Regions from separate parts of the Mus musculus genome. Here region 2 is linked to region 1. The links are chromatin loops, found by intact Hi-C in ENCODE. Cell type or tissue: heart. All regions are shown on one strand.

Region 1 (8,000 bases):
ACATTTTTTTAATAAGTGACCCATAGACCCCGAATGAGAGCAAGATCATCCAAACGGAGAATCTCTACAAAGGCTTTCTGTCATGGTCAAATAATAACTACAACGTGAGAGGACACCTTCACCCTTAACCTGCCACGGAGTGCCAGAGTGGCTCGCTTAGGGTTTTAGTGTCAACTTGATACAACCTCGAGTCACCCGGGAAGAGGGAACTTTAACTGTAGAGTTGTCTCCATCAGATTGGCATGTGGCCATGTCTGTGAGGGACTGTCTTGATGGTGAGGGGCTCAGGCCACTGTGGGTAGCACCATTTGTAGGTGGGTGGGCCTGGGCTATATTAGAAAGTGAGCAGAGAGTGAGCTAGCAACCACCATTCCTCTGTGGTTTCTGCTTGAATTCCTGCCCCTTCTGTCCTCCATGACAGACTGTGGTTAGAAGCCTAAGATGAAATAAACTCTTCCCGTAGATTGCTTTAGGTCAGAGGGTTTTATCACCACAGCAGGAAAGCAAACTAGATCACTAAGCGACCTGACCTTCCGAAAGCTAACTTTTGACTCATCTGAAAGGATAACAAGACCTCCCGGGACTGAGATAAACATCCAGTGAAATTTTATGTGTGGGAAGTGGCTGGGGGAGGGAGGATGGATATGTAGCCCCTGGTCTGATAGGAGCTATCACTGAATGGTTGGTAACACAACACACCAAAAATGGAAAAGATCTTTAATGAAATAGCATCGGAAATGGGCTTTATGCAGTGCAGCTGTGTTGGCTTGGTATTTATCACATCCTATCTATCGCAATAAAAACCGAGACTGCAGCTATGGGAGATGAGCCTCGGTCTCGGAGCTGCCCTTCCTCCTGCTTCTTGCCTCCTACCGATGGATTTTCTTCTTTGTCTTAAGGCTTTTTTTTTTTTTTTTCCTTTTGGTGCTGTTAAAAACACAGATGCCTCCGGAAACAGATAACTGCTTATTCTTATCAGTTAAGGACGTCTTAGTTGGGGAGAGTTTATCAGATGTTCCTGAAGAATAGGCTTAAAAAAAAAAAAGCCAAACTTTAGCATAGAAACTTTCAAAATCTCCCAGAAAGCCATCTAGTGCCTGCTGCTCCAAGTGCCCAGCCGCACTTCCTGCCTGTGTAATTGACGCCTACCAAGTTCCACCTTGTTTCACTGGTCTCACTAACCACACCTCTGGTTGCAGAGTACATTGGAGATATTTGTGGGTGGGGCTCAGACCCAATCAGACATGGCCCCCAGGTGAGGGAATACTGGGCCCCCACCCCCAGAGGCTGAACCTAAGGTCTTGTGTGCACTTAATACATGCTCGATTACTGAGATATCCCCCCCCCCCCAGCCCTCTTGTGATTTTGAGACAGGGTCTGCTAAGTTGCCCAGGCTAAACTTGAATTCATTCTGCACCCCATTCTGTTCAGGTCCATGAACTTGGACCCCAAGCTCTTGGATAATCGTAGACTTCCAATGTCAGTTCTAATAGGATCTCTGTAGGGTTGTGTGGTAGCAGTTGTCCTAGCTACAGAGATAACCTTTGTTCTGAAATGTGTGGAAGGTGAATGGCGCTATGTCAGGCTTCACGGGCAGTGGAACCTCTATATCTTAACAGTTAGTTGTTCAGAGGGGAAGAGAGGCAAAAAGCTATGCCTGGGAAACATGAGAGGAGGGAGTGGGCTGGCCTGCGGAAAGAACCCTTCCTGATGTCTCCTGGTCAAATAGAGAGATAGGAGAGAGAGAGAGAGAGCGAGAGAGAGAGAGAGAGAGAGAGAGAGAGAGAGAGAGAGAGAGAGAGAGAGGAGCTTGTAGCTTCTGATCAGACCAAAGCTGATGATATTCTCCACTCTCTTCAAACAACTTGCTCATAACCTGACCTATGGGACGGAAGCCAGAGTACTGGAGTTCAGTCTCTAGGATCCACAGGAAACGCTGAGTGTGGAAGCACGTGCTTGTAACCCAGCACTGGGAAGCCAGAGACAGGAGGCTCCCTGAGGCTTGCTGGCTAGCCACTATAGTCCACTTGCTGAGTCCCCGGTGCAGTGGGATACCCCCATGTCAAAGGAAGTGGACTGGTAGGTCGGAATGATCCCAACAGTTGTCTTCTGACTTCTACATGCACCAGCTACACATGCACAGAGCGAGGAAGAATAAGAGCAGAAGCAAACACAATCAGAACCTCCCTTTGGAAGAGTTTGCCTGGACAAAATTCAGGATCCTTGGGTATCTGTGAGCCTCCTGGAATTCCCCAGGTAAGAAACCAGATGTAGAGAACTCTTCAAAGCTGCCTATGTGAGAGGTTCGAACAGAGGCTGGTCCTGAAGGCTGGGGCTACTCATGGGTCATGTCTGGGGCCTGAGAGGGCGCAGAAACCCAGAACACCTTTCTGGCCTTGGCCTTTCCTTTCCTGTGAACTGCATCCTTCTATGTGTTCTTCAGCTTCTGCTGTCCCCACTCGATGCCATCACCGTCCACTTGCCTGGAGACTCACCTCTTCCTAGGGGACCGGATACCCTGGGAGGGGGGAAGGGGACAGGACAGAAGCCTTTTGAACAATGACTTCTGCTGTTGTTGAAGCCCAGTGGAAAATGTGCCCGCTTTTATTTACTAATGCAAAGCAAATGGACCTTTTAACACTGGGAAATCAGCATTTTTGGTGTGCATTTATGATCATTGTCTATTTTCTGTTTATTTCCATCTATTTGCAGCCACTGGGTTTTGGGGCCAAGTTGGTTTCCGCGCCAGTCCCTACGGGGGAGAAAAAGGGAAATAAAGTAGAACTCATAACCAACCACACTGCGCATAGAGCATCCCCACAGAGTCCGGAGCTTCCTAGGCATGAAATTGACTGACGCAGGGAGGCAGCAGGTGTGGGGACACATGCCACTTGCTGCTTTCTTTTTGTTTTTTTTTTTTTTTTCCCACTGTGTTTATAATCAGTGAATGGCTCTGGATGTTTAAATGGTTCCCTAATACTGACGGAGAGTGGATGCCATTACAACCTGAACTTGTATTGCCACGCAGATGGTGGGGAGAAACATCCAATTGGGCACACAGCTTTGTCTGTTTCACTTTTAAAAGATCAGCAGAGTGTCAGACATCCGTGATGCCAGCAGGGGGCGCGTGGGGGAGGGGAGCAGAGCACCTCTGTCGCTGTCCTTCAGACTACATACATATCAAGGAGGGAAGGTGCCACCGCAGCCTCCCCTGTGAGGAGGGGAGTTCACAGCAGCATCTGTGACTTCCCCCTCACAGGATCCAAACCTGTCCCCATGACATGTGACTTGTAAGTTTTGGAGATACCTCCCCCTAACTCCTTGCAAACTGATCCCACCCCAAACACACCTGGGGACGTGGGGTGTGCTTCACATCTCGAACATCTTCAAGCATGGCAGCGCCCTCTACACCAGCTGCCACCTCCCACTCCCACCTGTTCCTCAGATTGCTGCCTTCTTGTGGTTCGCTCCTTCACTCCATTTTGTGGGATCTCAGCAGTTCTATTCTCCCCACTGTCGCTAGAAGCTATGACATCAAAGCTAACTCTGGAAGTCACCTTCACCAGGTTTGAAACAACAGAATGACATGTTGTGAATCTGAGCAGAAAGAGCAGGGTGACGAGTCAGAGACCCTTCCTAGTCCCTTAAGGTCACCCCAGGAGTAAGTCTCCATTGAGAAACCCACACCCATACTTGGGGGGGGGTGTTTTATACTCCCCTCACTCCCTGCTCAGCACCCCTCTCTCTGTTAACCTGATACTTGAATCTGTATTAAAATATCTTAATAAATCCAGCTCTGCTTTAAGAAATTTAAAAAATCACCTGAGGGAGGAAGCCCATCCCCTGAAAGAGAGCCAAGGTTGAGAACACACTCCAGGTCACTTCTGGGTTGGGACATTGATCCCAAGAGTCAGCGTTGATGAAGCAGTGCTTAGTGGAGGGAGAATGGAGGTGAGTGCCGGCGCTCACCCTCTGTTGTTTAAATGGGATGTTTCCCTTTGTCTAGAGTGCTTGGATACTTGGTCCCCCATTGGTGGCACTGTTCAGTTGGTCCCCAGTTGGTGGCACAGTTCAGATAGGTTTAGGACTGTGACCTTGCTAGGGAAAAGTGTGTCCTTGGGTATGGGTTTTGAGAGCATAAAGACTTGTACTATTTCTAGTTTGTCCTTTGCTTGTGGTGCCAGAAGTGAGCTCCCACCCCCACCCCAACCCCCTCCCCCGCTTCAGGCCTTTGCTCTGCCATCATGGACTCTATCCCTGTGGCACTAGAAGCCCAAATAAACTCTTCCTTCTATAAATCGCCCTGGTCATGGTGTTTTGTAACAGCTACAGGGAAGTAACTAATGCAGCTAGCTAGCTGTTTCTTTTCCTTCCGTTTGGGGCCCACAGCCCATGGAATGTATTAGGAAGGGTCTTCCCATCTCAACCTAACCTCGAAACTTCCTCATAGTCATGTTTAGAAGGTTGTCTCCTAGGTGGTTCTCTGTCCTGTCTCGTTGACAGTCTCCTCTGCCACAGTCTGTTTTACTGACATATCATACAGAGCAGGGCAGCACTCGCTCACCTCACCTCTTCCGACTGGCTTCTTTCTTTTCCAATTATAAAGGTGCCTCCCACACTGGCATCTCCTGACATCTTGTGACCTGTGGTGGGCTGGGCTTCAAGTACCACCTTAATTTTGCAGAGATGTTGGGTAGAGGCTGTGCTATCCTGTTTTCTCTTGCTATAAAGAAATAGCCAAGACTGGGTAATTCATTAGAAATAGTTTGGTCCAGTACTAAAGATGGGGATATCTTAAGAATAAGCATAGCACCAGCATCACTTGGCACTTCTATCCAGGATGAAAAGCATGTACAAGAGACGCAGCATGTAGCTTGCATTTGTGTTCACTCACCCAGGTCTAGAGACCTCTAAAGAGTACACTCCCAGGCAACAGCTCCTCTTGAAGGTACCCACTTCTACCTTGTATCCCAGCATTACTAGAGGCTAACGAGTTTTTACTGTGATTCCCAATGGGCACAAACCCCTTTCATACCGTGAGTAGTGAGCCCTGGTCTCAGGCTGACTCTGGCCTTGGAGTTTCTCTTAGAAATATTGGAATTCAGGGTTAAGATCTGGTGCTTTGGGGCAGTATTGTCTGAAGATGTGGTGGTGGCAGATTTGAGGCCACCCTGCTGTAACCATCTGAGAGAGTCACAATCTAGAGATGAAGGAACCCAGGACATCCCAGTGAAACTTTAGACATTGATGCTGAAAGAAGTCTCGTTATAGCAGTTTCCTCTAACGTTAAAAAACCTTCCATTGTGGAGGGAAACTTCTTAAGACAGGATATAAAGGGAAAGTTAAATGACAGGCTATTTTAGGACAGGGTATTTATAAGGAAGTGAAACAACACGACATTCTAGGAGGGGAAAGTGAAGCACTCCATCCTGCAGGAAAGCTCTGGTAAAATAGGAAGCAAACAACACCAAAAATAGCTTCAGGAAGTCCCTGAAACTGACCAGATTCACTAGTTTCCCTCAAAGTAGATTAGTAAAGACTGCTTCAAGTCACTTCCTGTGGTGGTTTAAATGAGAATGGCCTTCACCTGCTCATATGTTTGAATGCTTAGCCCCTCATGGGTGGACTGCAATGATCGCAATCGCAAAGACTAGCCAAGCAACCTGGAAGAGATAGGGTCTAGTTGAGCTGAACCAGAAGGGGCACTGACCAACTGAGCTGCCTGAAAGGACTTTCTCCAGTCTATTTGTGGGGAGCAGGTGTGGCGGTAGTCCCAAGATGGCGCCCGAGACTGCAGCCAAGTCTTATGACTTGCACCTGACTTCCTCATATACCCGAAAATAAGCCACGTCCATCGTGAGAGCTGCGCAGGCGCACCATGATGCAAGATCAGGCCATTTGACGGAAGCCAATGAACTGAGATTTACTCAGACTGGGCTGATGGGGTGTGGTTGAGGGGTTGTATAAGGGATTGCGATTGGAGGATAGAGAGATTCCTGCTTGAAGAGAGATTCCTGTTTGCATGATAGAGAGATTCCTGCTTGCATGTTGAAATGTTCCTGAATGAACTGCTTTGAGAAGAACGTAGTGTCATCGCTCTTTTCTGCTGGTTGGAATAGGAAGCGACATCTATTGAACTGCCTATAGTCTGTACAGTGTAGTCCAGGTATTTAGCTATTGTGAGTGGTCACCCATGCTAGGGTGGCTTTGTTGAGGTAGCTGTCTTTGAGTCATCTCTGCTTCTGTAAATACCCCATCACCTATATTCCTGTAACCTCAGTAAAACTCACTGGTTCACTAAACTGGACTGTGGTGGTAGCCATGCTTTTGTCTGTCATGACTCTCTATCTAGGCTGAGTAGATCAGAGTGTAGCATCTCCCCAAGAGAAGCTAGTCCCACAACATGCTCTCTCATGGTTCTCAGAAGTCACACAACACTTCTCAATTTTTTTTTCCAGTCACTTAAAAGCATCAAGCCCATTCTCAGCTCATGGGCCATCTAAAAGTAGGTATCTTGCTGAATCTTGCCAGTGGGCTAAGCTGGTTCGGTCATCTGTCCAACATGTCATCTTAAGCAGGTCCCATGATTTAGCCTTGAGGTCCTTGGCTTCAAGACTGAGCACAGCCCAGATTGCTTCAGACCTCTGGGACAGGAAAACCAAAAGCAGTGACTCAGATGTAGCCCCAGGATATGGGTGGAACTGATTAGACAACACTTAGTTCATCTGAATTGTTTGTCCTCCCCAAATCCACAGATGGGACCTCCTGGCTCCTCTAGATACCTCAGCCTTTCACACTTCTGGTGCTTATGGAAAGGCAAGGGGGACATCCCAGCATGCCCTCAGCTCAGAAATTACTGCCTTTTCTTACCAAAGATGAGCTTTTAAAGATACCTCGAGGGACAAGAGAGGCCCCAGTGACACATTGTACCTGCTGACATGGAAGGAACGCCTACACTCTGATCTCACTCTTCCCATCTATGGAAGCAAGATCTAGGCATGAGTTCTCTCCAAGAATGACCCAGCCCTGATGCCTCATGTACCAAGGAACTTACTGACATATGGAGTTCACGTCTGCACTGTTCTTGCCAGGCCAACCTGAGGTGTTTCCTCTCCTCTGCAGGTATCATCTTCATGAGAAAGTAATTTTATACTTCGACTTCCTCCTCTGTAATGTGGCGTGCTGACGTTTTCTACAGTGAAGTGCTGAGGGGCATCGGGTGCAGTGGCCTGCTTCCACAGCGGGTGTGATGCTCCCAGTGCCTCCTTAGCCCACATCTCAGCTTCTGGACAAACTGATGGTGTGGGAGTTGACTTGGATACACACACACACACATATACATGCACATGAATGCTCACACACGCACGCACGCGAGCACACACACACACGCACACGCACACGTGCACGCACACGCACACGCACTTCCCATTCCTGAAGACTGAAGAGGATGGGAACTGTAGAAATCTCTGCTCCCAGCTCCCACAGAGTTCAGTCCCAGGCCAGGGTCAAGTTCAGAGACCGTGATTGCAGGCCCAGACTGTATGCAGAAGGGGCTGCCAGTGCAGGGACCCAGGAGATTCCCAGGTCCATCCACTCAGCAAATGGGGACCTAGCTGGCCTCCTGTTCTTGTTCACACTTTAGAGGTAGAAGCTGTGATATGGCGCCTGCTTCTGGTGTCCTCCAGTTCCCAGGTGTCTCAGGAGATTCTTCATCCTCAGACTTCAGGGTCTGTGAACCTGGAGGCTAGATCAAGCCTCATGGGACCCAAGCAGCCTCGTGAGCACTCACCCAGCCTGAAGTTCTTCTGGTCAGCAGGATCCTGCATCTTCCCCGAGGATTGCTGACATCTTCACTGTCCATAGCTGCAAAGTGACAGTCTGCATCTCATGGGGGTGCGGTGTGTGTGTGTTGAGGGGGCGGGTAAGATGGTGACAAGCCATCAAAAAGCAAACATGGGAAAGCCGGCAATCATGACAGCTCTGTGCCAGCTGTCCCCCTC
Region 2 (8,000 bases), 500 kb after region 1:
GACAATTGGAATTCTGGGGACTCCTCAAAGGGTATATAAATTTTAGGGCCCCCAGAGGTGGGGTGGGTTAAGTAGTCAGGTGCAAAGAAGAAACAACTACAAATGAGATAATCTGACAGCGAAGAACACACTGGACACCATTAACCAGCAGGAAGTCGTCCAGTCTCTGACTTACTTAGGGATCTTTTCTTTCCTCGCTGTCCTTTCTCTTATCTAGTGTTAGAGGGTTGAAAGGGTGGAAGCGAAGATGGAGAACGGTAAAAGAAGAACCCACCGAGTAGCAAACGACAGCTAGCCACATAGCTGTGTCTGTGAGACAGGGTTGTGTGCTGCTGTGATTGTCCGCTGTGTGTACTAGTTCCTCCGCTGAGTGTGAGCTTGCAGATCCGTCAACTCCCAATGCCCGCAATCCAACTAATACTCGGGCTTCAAAAATGTCCCAGAAAGAGAGAGACTTCCCCTACTCCCCACCCCACTGGGCAAAAGAAACTGCTCTGTAATTTCATCCCATTTGGTTAGCTATTCCTAGCTGCTAGTTCGTCAGGAATGCACTTACTTCAGTAGATTCTGGCTGAGACGGGGTATGCCCATCCCAGTGCCAAGCTTTCTGACAATGATGAACAACAGAAGTACATTTTACACCCGGCTGCCCACAGTACAGTCATGCACAAGTAGATCTAGAAAACAGAACCCACGTTTCAAAGACTACTGTGCTCTCTGTGTGGTGTGAAGTACCCAGTGGTTGAGCCTGACTCGTTGAAAATGTGTCTCTCATCTCACAACTGGATTGAGAATTGTGGTCTAGAAAATTCCAGGTTCCTATCCCAGGTATCTCGGCTCTCTATAGCTTCTGCAAAGGAGGCATTGCCACGGTGGGGCAATGACTAAGTGGCCAGCTTTCCTCTGATGCCCTTTAGTTGCCTTGGCTCCATTCTGGTTCTGTTCAAATCTCACATTTCTCAAAAGTAAACGGCCTCAGATGGACCAAAAGCCTCTTAAAGTAGACTGTACGTCGGGAAGAGTCCTTGGCCCTTTTGCATGGTGTTCTGCGACTGTGTCCCCAGAGTCACTGAGAGCACTTTCTCCCGAGGGAAGTTCACTGTATCTGTTTCCATGGGGATTTTCACCTCTGCTACACTTGTTGCTAGGCTCTCTTTCCCCCAAATTGCATGGCAGGGTAGATGGCTAGTTTTATATTTGAATTTGGCTAGACCACAAGACTCAGACAGGCCTGTGCTGGGTGTCTAGATTTGATGCTCCATTCAGAGGACTAAGTGAAAACCAATTCTCATCCACCCTTTAATTTACCTACTCCCAAACACACACACACACACACACACACACACACACACACACACACACACAGCTACCCATCCATTTGCCCATGTACTCACTGTACTATAGCTGTTTCCTCCGATCTGGAAATTACTATTGACATCCTGGATAGAAGATGAAATCCCACACATGAGCCACTCCTTTGTGGAGAGAGTGGGAAGACTCAAGGCTCCTGAGCCTTCTCCATCCTGAGATTATGTAAGGGGTGAACTGAGGTTGGACGTTGGACATCGGGTAGTGTAGTTTGCCCAGAGGGCTTTCTGGTGATGTAGCTGCTTGTATCGCTTTTAAGTAACCCCAGTAAACCCACTGGTTGACCACGCTGGACTTGAACTGAAGAGTCCTTCCTTTGGTGTGTCCGTGTCCTCTCTGGAGTGAATACATGGGTTGGTTTTTTTATGTGTCGCTGGGGAAAGTCACATGTATATACCCACCCCGTCCTCTCATTCATTCTTTGGTTCATCTATCCCTCGACTGATCTGCCTTGTGTCATACTTGGATCCTTTGTCTGCAAGAGTTTGGAGACTCAAGATACGGCAACATGTGAAAAGCGTCATCAGAGAAGGCAAGAGGAAGGTAGGCAAGCAGAGGAGGAGGCAAGGAGGGTCATGATGTCCCAGGTACATAGGCGGAGCCTGACATACAGTCGATTGTTTGTTGATTGACTTGGCTCCGTCGCTCCCCAGGAAAAGGGCCTGTGATGGCAGAAAGGGAACACATGGGTGTGCCAGGTTTGTAAACTCAAACCCTCGTGGATACGAGAAACACTTACCTGACAGATGGACTACCTGACACTCTGTCAGACACACAGTAGGTGCCCTATCCTTGGATGCTATTAGGAAAGGCTAAGGTGGCGGGTGGGGGTGGGGTCGGAGGAAACTGGCGCTCGAGCCTTGCTCACTGCCATGTAAAGGTGTTAATGAAATGAAAGCATTTCCCTTCCAGTCTCATAGCTGTGGCAAGACTGAAGCCCAAGGGACAGCATATTCTCAGGGACATTTTCCATTGTCCGTAGCTCTTCTTTTGTTTTTATTATTGTACACCACTCAAGGCCACCAGCCAGTCTTCCACTACCCGTTTGATTTTTAGCACAGTCTGTAGGTTCCTACTTTCCTTATCAATAAAGGCTTTGGTGATGAAGAGTAGGTCTCCTTATGTGGCTTTGAATATGTTTTAAGATTTATTTTTATATTATGCATATGAGTGTTGCTTGTATGTATGTATGTATGTATGTATGTATGTATGTATGTATGTGCATGGAGTGCTCCTGGAGACCAGACCAGGGCATTATATCCCTTAGAGGTGGAGCTTTAAGCAGTGATTGGCCATGTGGGTGCTGGAAACTGAACTCAGATCCTCTGCAAGTCCTCTTAAGTGCTGAGCCGTCTCAGTGCCCCCATTGATTGCATCTCTCAGTGTGTCCGCTGCTAATCTGAGTTGTCATTCTCCATGAATGTGCAATGCAAGATTATTGAGACATCAGGGTTTGAAAATCAGGCACGGTGCTGCACTAAGTACTTCAAGGACATCCTCAAGTACTCAATAAGTTTGAAGCCACCTAGGATATGGGAGACCCTTCTTCAAAACCGGAGACTGGGAGAGAAAACACACAGTACCTTACTTTGGTGTCTATCACGTAGTATCAGTTCAGTTAAATGATGTTTGAGTTATCTTTGCTGTTTCACAAATCACCCCAAAAGTAGCAGTGTAAAACAACCATTTTAGTCTGGTGTTACACAGCTGTAACCTTAGCACTTAGGTGCTAGAGGCAGGAGGACTATTACAAGTTTGAGACCACCTTGGGCTACATCGTGAGTCCCAGGCCAGCAAGGGCTATGTAGTGAAGTGTAGAAACTCTTGTTTCTGAAACAGTGACGTCAGGCTGTCATTCAAACACAAGATGCCCCACTTCCTTATTTTCAGCGCATTCCTTACTCTGCCAGAGCATAAGTCAAACTGATCGTTTGCACATCTCATGTGTCTTTAACAGGGTGTCTAGCAGGTCCAGCTGACACCGAGCAGCTTCAGCAAAGTCAAGCACACCCACTTCTTTCGTACAGAACCTTTTTTTGGTTTGGGTTTGTTTTTGTTTTTCGAGACAGGGTTTCCCAGTCTAGCCCTGGCTGTCCTGGAACTCACTCTGTAGACCAGGCTGGCCTCGAACTCAGAAATCTGCCTGCCTCTGCCTCCCAAGTGCTGGGATTAAAGGCGTGCGCCACCAGGCTCGGCTTGTACAGACCTTTCTTAGGACTATGCATTTTGTTTCAGAGAAGCTAGCTACTGCCATGTCCCAAACCTCACAGAGCACCACCGCCCGGCATCCATATTCTCGGGGGCAAACTGGGTAACAGCCCCACACCCGTGCCTATTTGGGGGTACCCACATTGCAGGCAAAATCCAGGGGTGTCCTTCCCTGGTCCTAAAGACTGCCAAGAGAGGCACCATGGTTCCTCTTAGCTCTAAGATCCTGGGTGAGTTAACTAATTCCTCTAACCTCAGATTTGTCAGGTTTAATGTGAACAAAATTCAGCCTTGAGCTGGGCAGTGGCAGGTCTGCCTGTGCTGATACACACAGATGGGCCCAGAAGGTTCCCAGCTCGCCTTCCCTCCCCAGCCCGGCCTGAGAAGAGAGCGCACGCGCCCCCTAGTGGGCATTTCTGCCGCTGCCACCTGAGCGGAGGCGTCCTTGGAGAGAACAGATGTCTAGATTGCTGTCCCCTGCTGGTGTGTAGACAGTTGTCTGAGATTTAAAAGGCAAGAAATTATTTCAAAGAAGGTGAGAGGTTTGAGAGCTGGGATTATGAGCACCACCCCCCACATTACAGACGGTGACTTTGAGGTCACAGAGAAGTGGCTTGATGGTACTAGGATGGATGGGTGATCTCCATACACCTGAACGCCAGCGTGGGCATGAACAGCCTGGGCCAAGATGTCAACGACATCTCTAATACCTAAATTCTTCCCAAAGACTACTCAAAGAATATAAGTTACTTACTCGTTTATTTATCATGCTGGAGATTGAACCCAGAACCTTGCGCACGTCAGATAAAATGCTCTGCAACCAAGCCACATCTCCAGGACAAAAGTTACTGTTTATAGAGAACTTCCTCAGTTAGGTCAAAAGGCTTCAATACTTAACCCTCACCCCAAGATGGTAGGAAGGATTTTCATTTCACAGCGCGAGTGGAAGCACAGAGCGACTGAGCCAGTTGCTTAAGGTCACACAGCTAAACCGAGAGGATGCCGTCGCTTAAACCCGCACTGCTGCGTATTGAAGCAGCACTCCAGCTCGCCTCTCAGGAAGCGACCTGTTGGCTACGTGGATTAGCCAGTGGAGTATTTCTGATGTTCCTGCAGGGTGCCCACCTGTGTGCAGGAGCTGTGGAGAATACAAAAGATTCATGAGACTATTTGGTATATATGATTGCTCCAAAATTGGTTTTGACTACTTAATAAACGGTAAAATCCCCGGGGAAATACTGGTATGATGAAATTTAAAAGAGTGAGTTTTTCAAAGTAGGAAGAAACTGGTTAATAGCAGGCTGAAGGGCAAACATCTTTAAAAAAAAAAAGAAGCAACCTAGGGAGATCAACACTGTATTAGTGGCACGTATGATCTGTATGCCTGAGAGCAGGAAAAATGCAAAAGGGTGTGTGTGTGTGTGTGTGTGTGTGTGTGTGCGCGCCAGCACCCTGAGTGACTGAAGCACTCGTACAGACTCGTACAGTGACTGAAGTTCATTAGGACTCTAAGGAAGTGTTAAAGAGGAAACCCGCCCTCCAGAGCATCAAGGGGCTGGAAGATAAACGATGTCAGATAGGTGCAAATTGGAAGCTGCAGAGGCAAAGTCCTGATCTGAGGAATACATTTACAAAAATATCAGATAAATAATAAATTATTAAATATGTTAAAAGCTAAAAGGATCCTTGCGTCTGCAGGGCTCTTAAATTCAAGAGGAAAAAAAAAAGATGTCAGGTTGGTTTGGTCCTACAGAGTAGAGGGAGGGGACTGGAGACAGGCCGTCTGGCTGCATTGATTCTCCACTGAAGACACAAGGAGCACCCTGGTAGAACATTCACAGGAAACCACTGGCCCAGCCTAGGATGGGAGGCCCCCCAGGAAATGGTGGAGCAAGTTCCAAATACTGGGACATTCTGTGCATGGGAGATCCCAGTCTTTACTCTTTCCCTGGAGGTCAGGCTAGGCAGGAGCCCCAGGGAGGGAGAGCTGGGCTGCTGAGACTCCTCTCTGCACTTTCCTGCAGGCCCTTGACTGCTGCCTGTTTCCAGCTGTTAGCAGCTGCTCAGAGCAGCCAAGCTGGAAAGGGAGCCTGAGTGCATTGGGAGCGGGGTGTGTGTGTGTGTGTGTGTGTGTGTGTGTGTGTGAGAGAGAGAGAGAGAGAGAGAGAGAGAGAGAGAGGGAGGGAGGGAGGAAGAGGGAGTTTTTGTGTTAGAGAGTTTGGGAGGGGGTGACCATCCACTTTAGAGTGGTTCCTTCCTCCAACCTTCAGAAATTGGATCTCTTGGGTTTCTCATGATGTGGGTCTCAGACTCAAACTTCAGACTTGGCAGCAATCACTTTTCCACATTGAGACATCCATTGGTGTTGCTAATACCCGAGATGACCAACTTGTGAAGAGGGTAAGGTATATCCTGGCTCTTGGTTTTGCTTTGGGATGCTGGCAGCATTTCATTGCGAAGACTACTGCTCACCTTACGTCTGGGAGGAGAAAGAAATGAAGAGACCAAAGGCATCAATTACACTTCTAGTTATGACCAAATACCTGACAAAAAGCAAGGTAGGAAAGAAGAGCCTGTGGAAGCTTACAATCGGAGGGGACATGTCTGTCATGGCAGGGAAGCCATAGGGAAGGTGAGAGTGGCTGGACACACTGTACCCACAGTCAGGAAGCAGAGAGAGAGAGCTGAACACTGTGCATTTGAATGTTGGTAGCATGGATCCACCAGCTAGGGGTCCAGACTGGACAACAACCAAGAGTTCAGAGTGCATTTTCCCAACTGTAGTGGTTTAAATGGGAATGGCCCCTGTAGGCTGCTGTATTTGAACGTGTGGTTCCCATTGGGTAGAACTCGTTGGAAAGGATTAGGGGGTGGCCTTGTTGGGGGTCAGTGTGTCACTGGGGGTGGGCTTTGAGGTTTTAAAGCCCACACTATTCAGTTAGCTTTCTGATGCTTGTGAATGAGATGTAAGTTCTCAGGTACTGCACCAGCACCAAGCCTTCCTGTCTTCTGCCATGTTGCCATCCATGATACTTATAGATTCTAACCTTCTGGAGCTGTGAGTCCCAGTAAACGCTTTCTTTTGAAAATTACCTTGGTCTTGGTGGTTGTGGTTCTTCGTAGCAATGGAAGTTATTGTGAGACATCAGCTCAATTAAACTTTCTTAGAAACACCCTCATAGACACACCCGTACGTATGTTACCATAGTGATTTTGAATCTCACCAATCTGACAAAATTGACATCATACGAGACTCCCACAATCTATTTAAAACACATGTCCCAATAACAGGAAGACTTTTCATGAAGACCTTTCCCCCAAAAGTTCCACACCTTCCATGGACATCAAAATGGAGATCAGGCTAGAAGCAAGCTTTCAACATGGCAGGCGGGCACTCATGATCCCCAAGACAGCACCCCAGGCTCTGCTGTAGCTTCTAGATAGCTCCTCCCACTTTGCCTGTGAGAGAGACCCTATGGCAGACGCGGAGCTAAGTGAGCATGCGTAGGGAACTCAGGGCCTGTCTTGGCTTCCGGACTAGCTGCTAGACTTGGACCAGGGCTCCACCACTAGGTTACACTGAGGCTCAGATCCACTCATTCAGTTAACCAAGGTCTCAGGAGAGCTCCACCAGTCCCTTCAGAGAGCATACCTGCCATCACCTGAACACTTAGGTAGGTCTGTCTGTCCTAAACACCCTATCGCTTCTTATGTGACTGCCTCAAGGCCAGACCACTGGGGGACACACTCAAACAGGTCTAGAGCCTAGCCCTTGGTGATCACGGGGACAGAAGAAAAGCATTCAGGGTCCCCTGTGGGCTGGGTGCCCATTTCATTTCCTACATGCAGGTGTCCCTGCTTGTCTTGCAGAGAAGGTCAAAGGATGCTGGTGTCAAGTCAGGATCACCCTACCGGCCTCTTACTCCAGACCCTGGCTGCTTGCTCTCTGCCCCATCTTTATGAGGCTGTGTTAGGCCAGAGCTGCTGATCACCGTTCCCTCGAGCTGCTATGTTTTATGTGGAGATTTAAATAAATGTGACTCTAGCTTACTCGGCGTCCTCCCTGACATTCAAATGGGACTCGGAACTTACTCCACCCCCTAGTTTTCTGAGATGTCATTGTCATATCTATCATATCAAGGATGATGGCGTCTCTCTTTATATCCACATCTCACATACCTTGTTTGTTGATGTCCTACTTATGTGTCTCTCAACCCATTTAACCCCGAGGTCCACAACAGGAGAACTGTATTGGTCTTCCAGTCTTCACTGAGACCAGCAAATCTCCTGTGCATAGCAGCTATTTGGTGTCTCTTTGAGGGCAAATATTCTTTTTTTTTAAGATTTATTTATTTATGTATATGAGTACACAATCGCTGTCTTCAGACACAGCAGAATCCCATTGGATCCCATTACAGATGGTT

Evidence for each region. A loop is a pair of places that touch in the nucleus more often than their neighbours do. Peaks named below come from ENCODE experiments on the same cell type or tissue, not always from the same donor. Only the 100,000 strongest peaks of a DNase experiment are listed, where the experiment ranks them.
Region 2: it touches region 1 in a loop (2.0-fold over the local background); 5 of 42 quality-filtered maps call a loop at or near these places.

Annotation. Positions count from the first base shown.
Region 1 is chr5:52,629,393-52,637,392 of GRCm38, reverse strand. No RefSeq gene overlaps it. Among named protein-coding and RNA genes, the nearest start is that of Gm30178, 9.9 kb to the right of the region's middle. In heart, a CTCF peak has its summit at 3,130 (motif pointing right); no DNase peak of the experiment used is centred here; H3K27ac peaks cover 185 bases.
Region 2 is chr5:52,128,272-52,136,271 of GRCm38, reverse strand. It overlaps Gm40302 (a long non-coding RNA gene), which reads right to left and starts at 5,930. Exons shown (of 3, transcript XR_868417.3): 1 at 5,841-5,930; 2 at 4,481-4,714; 3 at 1-2,030. Mir6417 (microRNA 6417) reads left to right here and starts at 255; the gene lies at 255-370. In heart, a CTCF peak has its summit at 3,984 (motif pointing left); a DNase peak (open chromatin) is centred at 5,531.